Regions from separate parts of the Homo sapiens genome. Here region 2 is linked to region 1. A link is a contact called in ENCODE Hi-C or POLR2A ChIA-PET data. All regions are on one chromosome and are shown on one strand. Each heading gives the region's core, a stretch centred on a gene start or an enhancer-like site at or near the end of the contact. The rest is flanking DNA. Distances are from core to core; before and after follow the strand shown.

What was found. A loop is a pair of places that touch in the nucleus more often than their neighbours do. ChIA-PET counts read pairs that join two places held with the same protein, here RNA polymerase II (POLR2A). Pooled maps may share reads with other maps.
Region 2: a pooled map shows a loop between it and region 1 (2.1-fold over the local background). The contact joins two enhancer-like sites. A Hi-C loop is called at or near these places in 1 of 168 maps with a recorded cell type or tissue (K562) and 1 of 50 pooled maps. POLR2A ChIA-PET finds 5 or more read pairs at or near these places in 1 of 52 experiments (CD4-positive, alpha-beta T cell).

Annotation. Positions count from the first base shown.
Region 1 is chr11:12,395,250-12,400,158 of GRCh38, reverse strand. The region is part of intron 1 of PARVA (parvin alpha); the gene reads right to left. Among named protein-coding and RNA genes, the nearest start is that of PARVA, 20 kb to the right of the region's middle. Within about 2 kb of position 2,043, at least 13 of the 41 ENCODE cell types and tissues checked have a DNase peak (open chromatin) inside an H3K27ac peak, as active enhancers do.
Region 2 is chr11:12,431,874-12,436,782 of GRCh38, reverse strand. The region is part of intron 1 of PARVA (parvin alpha); the gene reads right to left. Among named protein-coding and RNA genes, the nearest start is that of PARVA, 57 kb to the right of the region's middle. Within about 2 kb of position 2,613, at least 10 of the 41 ENCODE cell types and tissues checked have a DNase peak (open chromatin) inside an H3K27ac peak, as active enhancers do.

The DNA.
Region 1 (4,909 bases), core at 794-3,293:
TCCCTTTTAAAAAGTAATTTGAATTTGATCAGGCATATATATCAAGTAATTTTTATTTATTTATGTTTTAATTTTTATTTTTTAATAGAGATTGGGTCTCACTATGTTGCCCAGGCTGGTCTCAAACTCCTGGGCTCAAGTGATCCTTCTGCCATCTATCAAGAAATTTAAAAGCCTTCATAATGTTTGACCCAGTAATTCCATTCTAGGAAATTTACCCTAAAGAAGTAACACTAAATATGGAAAAAATATTTATATAAAACTTAATCAATGTATTTTTATGACAGCAAATAACTGAAAACATACCTAAGCTCCAACAATGAGGGAAAAGGTTGGTAATCTATGGTACATCTTCCAAATGGCTATATTATTTACATTATAGTCACTAAAGAAGATATACAAGAATTATTTACTGTAACATTGTAATGGGTAATGTAATGAGAAAAAAATCAAAAAGTATATACAAGCTAAAAACAACAAAATACACACACACAAGAAACTTGGAAATAAATATGATAAAATGCAAACAGTGTTTATCTAGGTCAGTGCTACACAGAGTGTGATCTGCAGACCAGCATCAGCCTGGGAACTGTTTGCTCCCTGTCCATGATAAGACAAGAACTTATAATAAACATTTAGAAATATTTAGCAATTTGATATTGCTATGACATTCAGGAGGGTGTACCATGGCACTGTCTAGTTGAACAGGGTATAGACCAGCTTGACTGCTGTCCAACTCCAGTGGAGAATTACAGGTTACACAAGCTGCATAGTAGTCACACACAGTAGGACATCACAGTCCACAAAGGATTGGAAATAAAAAAGAACTGCCCCTCTGCTGTAGGTAGTAGCACTGTGGGAAAATATTGTTATATTTCCATATGTTCAAAATTTTTTATAATGCTTTATAGCTATTACAAGAAAAAACTTTTTTAATGAAAGAAAACAGAGAAAAGTAAATGTCAGTGGACTGCTATGTTTGGAAAACTTTTCTATAGAAATGTAATATATACTGAGCGGCAGAATGACATCATGGTTAGGAAAATAGATTTTGGAACCGACAATCTTGGTTTGAATCCTGGCTCCACCATTTACTAACTATGGGCTAGTTGCTCAACCTCTCTGTGCCTCAGTTTATTCATGCATAAAATGGGGATAAAAACAGAACCTATCTCATAGTTACGTATAGGGTTCGGCAGGATTAAATAATTCAATAAATACAAAGTGATGGAACACAATAAGGTCTATGTAAGTGCCCACTATTATTATCACAAGTCATGGGCATGGGTGACAGCCACAGTCAGACCATATCTTCCAATGTCTTATTTGCAACATGGGTTAAGAGGAGTGGTATATGTGGTAATAACAGCAAGGAATATTAAGTGCTTTATATGAGCCTGGTTCCATGCCAAGCACTTAACATGAATTAGCTCCTTAATTATTAACACTAGAGATCTGGTATTGAGTTCTTATGCCCATTTTGTAGAAGGAAAAACCAAGATTCAGAGAAATGAACTGACATGTCCAGGGTCACCAAGCTATTAGGTCTGTCTCCCTCCAGGACACTGGGCTAGGCACAGGAGGACGGGGGTCCCTAGAGGCTAGACTGTGAACCCCTTATAAAAGTAGAAATGCCCTGTGTCTCATTTCTGCTCTTATAAGGGGTTCACGGTCTAGCCTCTAGGGACCCCTGTCCTCCTGTGCCTACCCCAGTCAGGGCTCTTACAATAGCCAGGGTCACCAGCCTATTCAAAAGACCAGGCCAAAATAAAAATCCAGAACTTGTTTCCAGCCAGGGCCCTCACCTGGTCCCTGTCATGCAGGCCAGCAAACAGCAGCTGGTCTTCCTCCGCAGCCTGGTTGGGGTGTTGTTCTCAGGGAGTGATCTAAGTCCCAAGGAGGGCAGCTCTTGGAATGTAACGGGAGGATGCAGGGGCTCGTGAGTCACTCAACACTCCCTCCTCACCATGGCTTTGGATGTCATTTATTATCTTCATCATTTGGGTGTCTGCTCCTAGTTGGCTGGGGGTTGGTGGAGCAGTCATCCCTAAAAGGAAATCAGCCTGTTAACAACTCCCATCTCTCCCTGCCAAATGGACTGGAAGCAGAGGGAAGGACACTGGCAGGGCCCAGCTGTTCTGGGCCTGGAGGAATTCAAGGGGGCAGAGAGGCCCGTGCTGGGCTAGTGGAACACTTAGCAACCACTGGCTTCAGACCTCTGCGTGTGGATGCTCTTCCATGACTTCCTCCTCTCGTCAGAAATCTGGCCCCTCTGCATCCAGAGGAGTGTGAAATCTCTAAATGTTTATCCTCAAAGTTGAAGAAAAAAAAAAAAAAAAGACCTTCCCCCAGAAAATGGGGGCAGGGGACTTGGGAGTGGAGAGATGGTTAAGAACACACAGGATTTCGCCTTGAGATCCAAAACATCCTGTCTGAACCAACATGCTGAAGCTAGGAGCCTGAGAATTTGTTGCCTAAAAATGTGTGGCTAAAGAGAAGTATTTCCAATAAGATTAGAGATCCGGATAACTTTTAGTTTCCACCCTCTCTTTTCAAGACTGAATTCTTAACAAGAATAAGAGTTTTACTAAAATGTGTGTAGGTGTTTTTCTTCTCTATCATTTCCTTTTTGGAGAGCAATATGGTAAAATCCAGCAAAATCCAAACTTAAAAACGTTTTGCCTCAGCAATTCCACCTCTAAGAATTTATTGTGCAGACAAACTGGCATAGAATGTTGTTTGCAAGCATGTTTAATGCAGCATTGTTCAGAGTAGCAAAACACTAAAATAAATTTAAGCTGGGTGCAGTGGCTCATGCCTGTAGCCCCAGCTACTGGAGAGGCTGAGGCAGAGGGATTGCTTGAGCCCAAGAATTCAAGTCCAGCATAGGCAATATAGCAAGACGCCATCTCTAAAAATAAGAATAAATAAATGAAAGATATGATTAAATAAATTATCTTTCAGCCTATAAAAAAACTTAAATGTTCATCAATAGGGAACCTATTAAACACCTTTATGCATTGAGTGGCACATCCAAGCAATGCATAAAGCTGTTTATAAAAATGAGGTCAATCCCCCATGTGAAACATACCCAGGACAAATAGGTACGTGAAAAAGAATAAACCGCTGAACACTCTTAACAATAATATTGCAGCTGTATATAAACAAAACAAGTACATGAAAGGAAAGGAAAGGAAAGAAAACAAGTACATGAAAGGAAAGGAAAGAAAACAAGTACATGAAAGGAAAGGAGAAAGGAAGAAAGGAAGAAAGAACAAAACAAGCATTTCTCACAGGCTACACTACTACAGTCAAAGCCTGGAAGTAAGAAAGAGGGGGCCCTTACTTTTCATTTTATATTTCTACCCTTTAAAAATTCTGTTTTACCATAAACCTAAACAGTTTTAGCTAGGTTAATACACATAGAAGTCATAATACCAACTGGTTAAACGTACTGTGAACAAGAGGAAGTTCCATGCGAGCAAAGACATAGAGCTTGGGCAATGCCTGGCAGGGGATCCTATTTCTGGAATGCCCACTGAGGGCCAGGCCCTGTTTTAAACACTTCACAAGTATCAATTCCTTTCATCTTCAAGACAACCTTATGAGACAGTGCTAGTCATGCCATTTTGCAGATGAGGAGACTGGAGCTCAGAGAGAATGATGAACCTGTCCCAGGTGACACAGCCAGTGTGTGCTAGGACCAGGCACTTTGCTTCCAGGGCCCAGACACCTCCTTCCCAGGCTTGCCTCACAATCAACATTTGTTGAACAAATGGACAAACTAGACAAATTGCCAGCACCTTTAAAGACTAGAAAAATGGTAAATTATTAAACAGTTTCTATTGTCACTGTTGATTTATCTTATTAATAATTATTATTGATGAATGAAAAATAAATACTTCAGAAAAGCCAGCTGTGTTATAGTGGGCAAAGAGTTAGACTTTGGTATGAAGAAACCAGTTGAAATCCCTGTTCTACCAATTAATAGCTGAGAGATCTTAGACAAGTCAGTTCACTTCTCTGGGCCTCAGTTTCCTCATCTGTAAAATTGGGACCTCCCAGGGTTCCTGTAAGGATTAAATGTGATATAATATATGGAGGTCCCTAGGTGCTTGACATATGTTGGATACGTATACAAATAAAAGGAAAAGATGCTGAAGATGGAATCAACTATGCTCAGAGCATTGCCAAGGATAATCTTTCTTTTTCAACCTTCTGAGTTTTAAAAGTGAACTGAAAATCTTATATCCACTCATATTCCAATGGTCTGAATAGGAAAGCAGGGTTTTAATTGTTCTGATTCTGCCTCCAAAATATTGATTTAGGACGTTTAATACCATCTCCAAATGCCAGGCTTAATTTGCATTGGGTCAGAAGCTGGGCTGCCAAGTGTTGGCTGTTGATTTTAGGTGGAGAATTGGGAGGTCCTCCTGGCCAGCCATGAGCAAGCTTCACCTGGGACTCAGGAGAACTAGCCAGTGGAAGAGGCCGAGTCTTTGATGGATTTTCACTGTTTAATTAACATGCAGCTGGGATCTGGGCCGCACCGTACCTTTCAAGCAAGATATGTGTCATGGGTTGAACAACTAACCCAGGCTGAGCCAATCTGGCCAGGGCAGAGCCCAGACTTTGGCCTGGCTTCCCCGTTACCCAGGAAGCCTGTGCTTCTAACTTTTAGAGGCTCCGGCGCTCATCTTCAGCAGCCCGATTCTCCCGGCACTGACCACTACCTCCAGGAGTATCTCAGAATCAGAGTTCAAAAGCTGACCAATGGCTCCCAAACAGAGCCCCTGAAGACCTGTGTAAAGCTGTTCTTCGGTAAACACATTCGGTGCTCTTAGTTTACTATCCGGGGACTACAGAAAGTCTACACTCATGATTCATTAAAGTCTTTTTTTTTAAATTA
Region 2 (4,909 bases), core at 1,364-3,863, 36 kb before region 1:
TCCTTCCCAATCTAACCCCACACTTCTTCAGATCAGGGTCTGGTTCCAGCAACAACCTGCTGAATACCCTTCCTGCCCCCATCCTCCCAAGCAAAAATGCCTTATATATAAAAGGAAGCTAAACTGATCTTCCCAAAACACTGTTTCTTGGTGTTCTCCCTCAGTAATACTCAATGTCTCCCTGTGGCCTCTGACATCAATTTTAGTTCCCCTAACTTTCATAGAAGCCTTTATCACTCATTACTCACTTTATACAGGCAGCCAAAAGTCCTCCTAGGCCACTTGTCACATGTCCCTCTGCTCTGGCCCACACAGATCTCTCTCCATCTCCAGGACTCTTACTTCCCAAGGCCACTGAGACCTTGATGGGAGACTGTTACTGAATGGGCTCTAATTGTGTTGTGTGTAGTTTCCGTAGTCTGAGACCAGCAACCAGTTCTGCTAATTCTCTCCCTTCAACTCTGATACCAGTGTATGAGACAGGTTAATAAAAAATTTTTGGTGAGTTGTCAGGTTTATAATTAGTCTAAGAGAATTTCACTATATGGGCTCAATCATCCTACCGAATTAAGTCTAGCAAATAGTATGTTCCTAATATGCACATTATCCCTAATCCTCAGAAGAGGGAGATATTGCTATCTATTTTACAAATAAAAACAGAGGCTGGGTGAGGTGGCTCATACCTGTAATCCCAGCACTTTGGGAGACTGAGGCAGGTGGATCACAAGGTCAGGAGATCGAGACCATCCTGGCTAACACAGTGAAACCCCATCTCTACTAAAAATACAAAAAATTAGCTGTGTGTGGTGGTACGCGCCTGTAGTCCCAGCTACTCAGGAGGCTGAGGCAGGTGAATCCGGAAACTTGAACCCGGGAAGCAGAGGTTGCAGTGAGCCGAGATCACGCCACTGCACTCCAGCCTGGGCGACAAAGCAAGACTTCATCTCAAAAAACAAAACAAAGCAAAACAGAACAAAACAACAACAACAACAAAAAAACAGAGATATAGCCAGGAGAAGTCACTTGCCCCAAAATCAGACAACTGTTGAGAGGAGAGAGGGATTCTAAATTTAATGTGTAACTCCAAACCCTACACTGTTTCCACTGCACAGCCCAGCTTTTGAAATGGAAGCTCTTCTCCAGAGTTTAGGAACCACCCACTCATCATTCCTTATGACCTATGAGAGTTTGTACACTCAACATGCAGCTCAAACCCCCCTGTAATTCCACGGGTTTGGCTATTTGGAGCATCAAACACAAGCACTTGCTATCATGACAAAAACAAGAACTCTTCGGTCCTGGGACTTAGAAATAGACCGGAAGCTCTGTCACCCATCTGTGTGTTTCACATCTCATCTGTGTTGAATGACAGGGATATTTTCAGAAGCAGCTTTGGAATGGTCAACCCTCTGTACTTTTCCCCATGTTCTGGAATCAGGATCTTGGCTGGAGTGACAGGAGAAGGGGAAAAGGATGGGAACTAAGGGAGGAATAATTTTTAAGAAGAAAAGGGAGAGTCAGTGGGGAAAATGGAACAAGTGATCAGAGAGAGGGGGGAGCCTTGAGCAACACCTGTCACAGCTGAGGAAGAGGAGAGCTTCAAGAAGCAGGCAGCTGAAGAGAGAGATCAAGTAAGATTAGGAAAGAAAGTCTGGAAATTGGGAAGTCCCAGGTAAACTTTGCCAGAACAGTTTCAATGGGTGTACAAGTCAGACGGCAGTTTGGTGTATGAATAGAAGCAAAAAAGCAGCACCTTATCTATACGTGAGTTTTCAAGACATTTGGTGAATACGGGCAGGAAAGAAGCTGATTGAGAAGGGACTGGTGTGTGGGGTGGCGGACTGAGGACTGGGGTTATGTTAGAAGCTGGGGGTTTGTAACCAAGTCACTTAGGCAGACTAAGTGATTATCTTCAGACCTGGAGCAGGCTCGGTAAAAATGCCTTCTGGGTTGATTCAAGTTGGGGACTGCTCAGTTTGAGCAGTAAGAACAAAAGGGGTTGGGGATTGGCAGTGGGGGCCACTGAGGATGCTGTGAGTGTGGCTAGAATAATCAACAGATAACCAGGCTGGGTTGGGAGGGTCTGGAAGGATAGAGGCCCAGAAGCTAGAGGCTGAGAGCAAGTCTTCATGGGAGTTACAGAGTAGAAGAGACCAGGAGGTGGAGGACTGTGGTCAAGAAGGGGAAGCCCAGAGGGCACTATGTGTTCAGACATAGAATGATCCAAGCCATGAACCATGGGAGCAAAGTCACATGGTTGGGGGCTGTGACAGCCAGAAAAGCTGAGGAGGAACTCCAAGGCTGGGAGACAGGTCAGGAGGGAGGCTGTTAAACTCACCCGGGAAAGAGAAGGCCTGTTTGATAGGGACCAAGCGCCAGAGTCCCTGGTAAGTACGAAAAGTACTGGGGGTCCCAGCAGGCGGGACCTGCAGCTGAGATAGCCATCAAAGCAGTGGGAATGCAGAATTTATCCACACTTCTCAGGCTGCAAAATGCCACTCACTGCTCTCCCTCAGGGAGCGCAGGGCTGCAAAACTCCTCGGTGTCAGTATGTGGGCCTTGCCCCCCACTGCCTTTCAAAACAGGATGGAAAAACTGCTTACGTGGTATGATATTTTAACCAGAGGGCACTTGGAAAATCAGAATTTGAAGGTAGCCTGCACACAAGTCCTAAGGCCAACCTTGGATTTATGAACACGTAGAACATAGTGCTCGCGGTGCTCAGACCTGAGCCATCGAGGTAAGGCAAGCTCATTCTCGGCCAGCCTCACATTTTTCTCCTTATTTTTATCTGTGGGATCAGGCGTGTTGGAGAGAAACAGAGAGGCCTGGTAACAACAGCTTCCCCGTCATTCTTGGTTACTTACATCTGTGGTCAATTTTCCACACTTTATTCCATAAAAGGTAAAGGAGGCACGGTACTTGCAACAGGATAATCTAAACAATATGAACCATGTTACTGTTAAAGACCATCTGGCTGATCACGCCCAGGCCCAGACTTTTAACTCCTTGAGGTAAGAAAGATGCCAAACCCAGAGAGGCCGGGGCCTTTTTCGGGGCTCTTACTCCAAGTCTTTTCCTCCCTCTTCAAGTCAGTTAAAACAACAACCTCTAAGGTCTCTGCCAATCCTAATATTCTCTCTGATTCTAGGCCGGCTGCCGGTGAAACTGCAAGCTTTGTGAATGAGCAACTTGCAAAGTGCTTCTATGAAATGCCTCTTTTATTTCTCTTTAAAAGGAAACATTAGAAGCTTAAAAAAACAAAAAACAAAAAACAAAACAAAACAGAACAAACCTTCCACACAACCCAAACTGAAATACTCTCAAGTGCTGGGGTTGCTTCCTTCATTGCTGATTCTCTCACTTAAAACTAAGGTATCATTTACATAATTTTAATTTTAAGAAGCAGCTGATACCAGTGAAGAACCAGTGAAGCCCATGCTTTGCTTTTATTTGGGCTTACACATTTTGTGGCCATCTGTTATCCAAGAAAGTTGCAAACTCAAATAAGAGATGGGAAAACTGTAAATCAGATGGTGTTTTTCATCCTTTGGGTGGGGAGCTAATGATAAAAGATTCCGGGAAAGTTTCAGCTGGGTAAGGTCGTCGCAAAAATGAAACTTGGCCTCCCTTGTGAGGTGCAGCCTTTCCACCTGCAGAAGGAATTTAGCATTTGACCTAGAGGTTCGGGTGTATTTTATTCTTCAAATAGGTCATTAAGAACTCTAGCTTTTCCTAGCTTCTTCTATGGGTATTAAAACGATTCAAAACAATTCAATTTAATATACCTTTTAATTTTTTAAATCGTGTCTGGCAACATTCCATCAAGGAAGCATCTTTCAGTACCACGGCTACGACAGAGCCCTCATTTCTAGCCACCATCTCCTTTGGGTGTAACCACAGGACCTAAGCAATCAGTTTTCTGGGAATGGATTTTCAGAGGTCATGATAGAAAACAGGTTCAAATACAATGGCTATGCCTGGCTTCAACAATGCAGCACCAACTGTGCTAGAACAGCTCTCCACTTTTTAAAATATTCTCGAAAATCTTGATACAGAAAAAAATGACGCAAGAGCCTAAATAACGTACACATGACAGAACGTGGTTCTTTGTCAAATTACTTTAACTTGCACAGGCCCAGATAAGCAGTTATTTTTTGGTTTGGTTTGGTTCTGTTGACTTGCCAAACAAACTTCAACATCCTTGTTTCTTGCCCCATCCACCTTGCAAGTTACCTCTTTGGATTCACAAAGACAAGAGGTGAACGGTTAACGGCAGAGCCATTGGGAGACAAAGCATCATATCCCATGATCATAAATCTCTTTCAAGGCAAGTTAAACTAAATTCTACAGCTCCCAAATTCAGCATTCATCTTCAATTAGATAAAATGACATTCACATCTATTTGTACTCTCTCCATTTCCCAACACATTTATCTCATGAAATAAAAACTGAAAGATACTACTGTCCTAAACATGCACATTATTTTCAAAAAGAGTTAATGAATCAGGCTAATTTAATAGGCCTTTTATTGGAATTCACTTTTAATATAAATTCTTTAACATGTGTGAGCAATATTTTTCAAGAGACAGGTGAGAAAGAAAATGAGGAAAAAAGAGTCACTACTCAACTATAGTAGTAATTTCCCAACCCAAAGCAAAGTAGGAAAAATTTTACGTTAATTGTAAAAAGAATTTTATTTTGATTTTATAATCAGATATTGGGCATATTATAGCTCCTTTGCAGAGCTCTTCCCTTTTGGAGAAAGGAGTTTCATTTCGTTTATGATTCTGATTCAATGGACAAGCAACCCCAGTGTAAACTAGTATCCTCACCTCTGTGAGGACCAAGGCTGCAGCCAGAGTAAGAAAGTTGGGAATTTCCAACAACTGCTAGATTCAAATGGTTG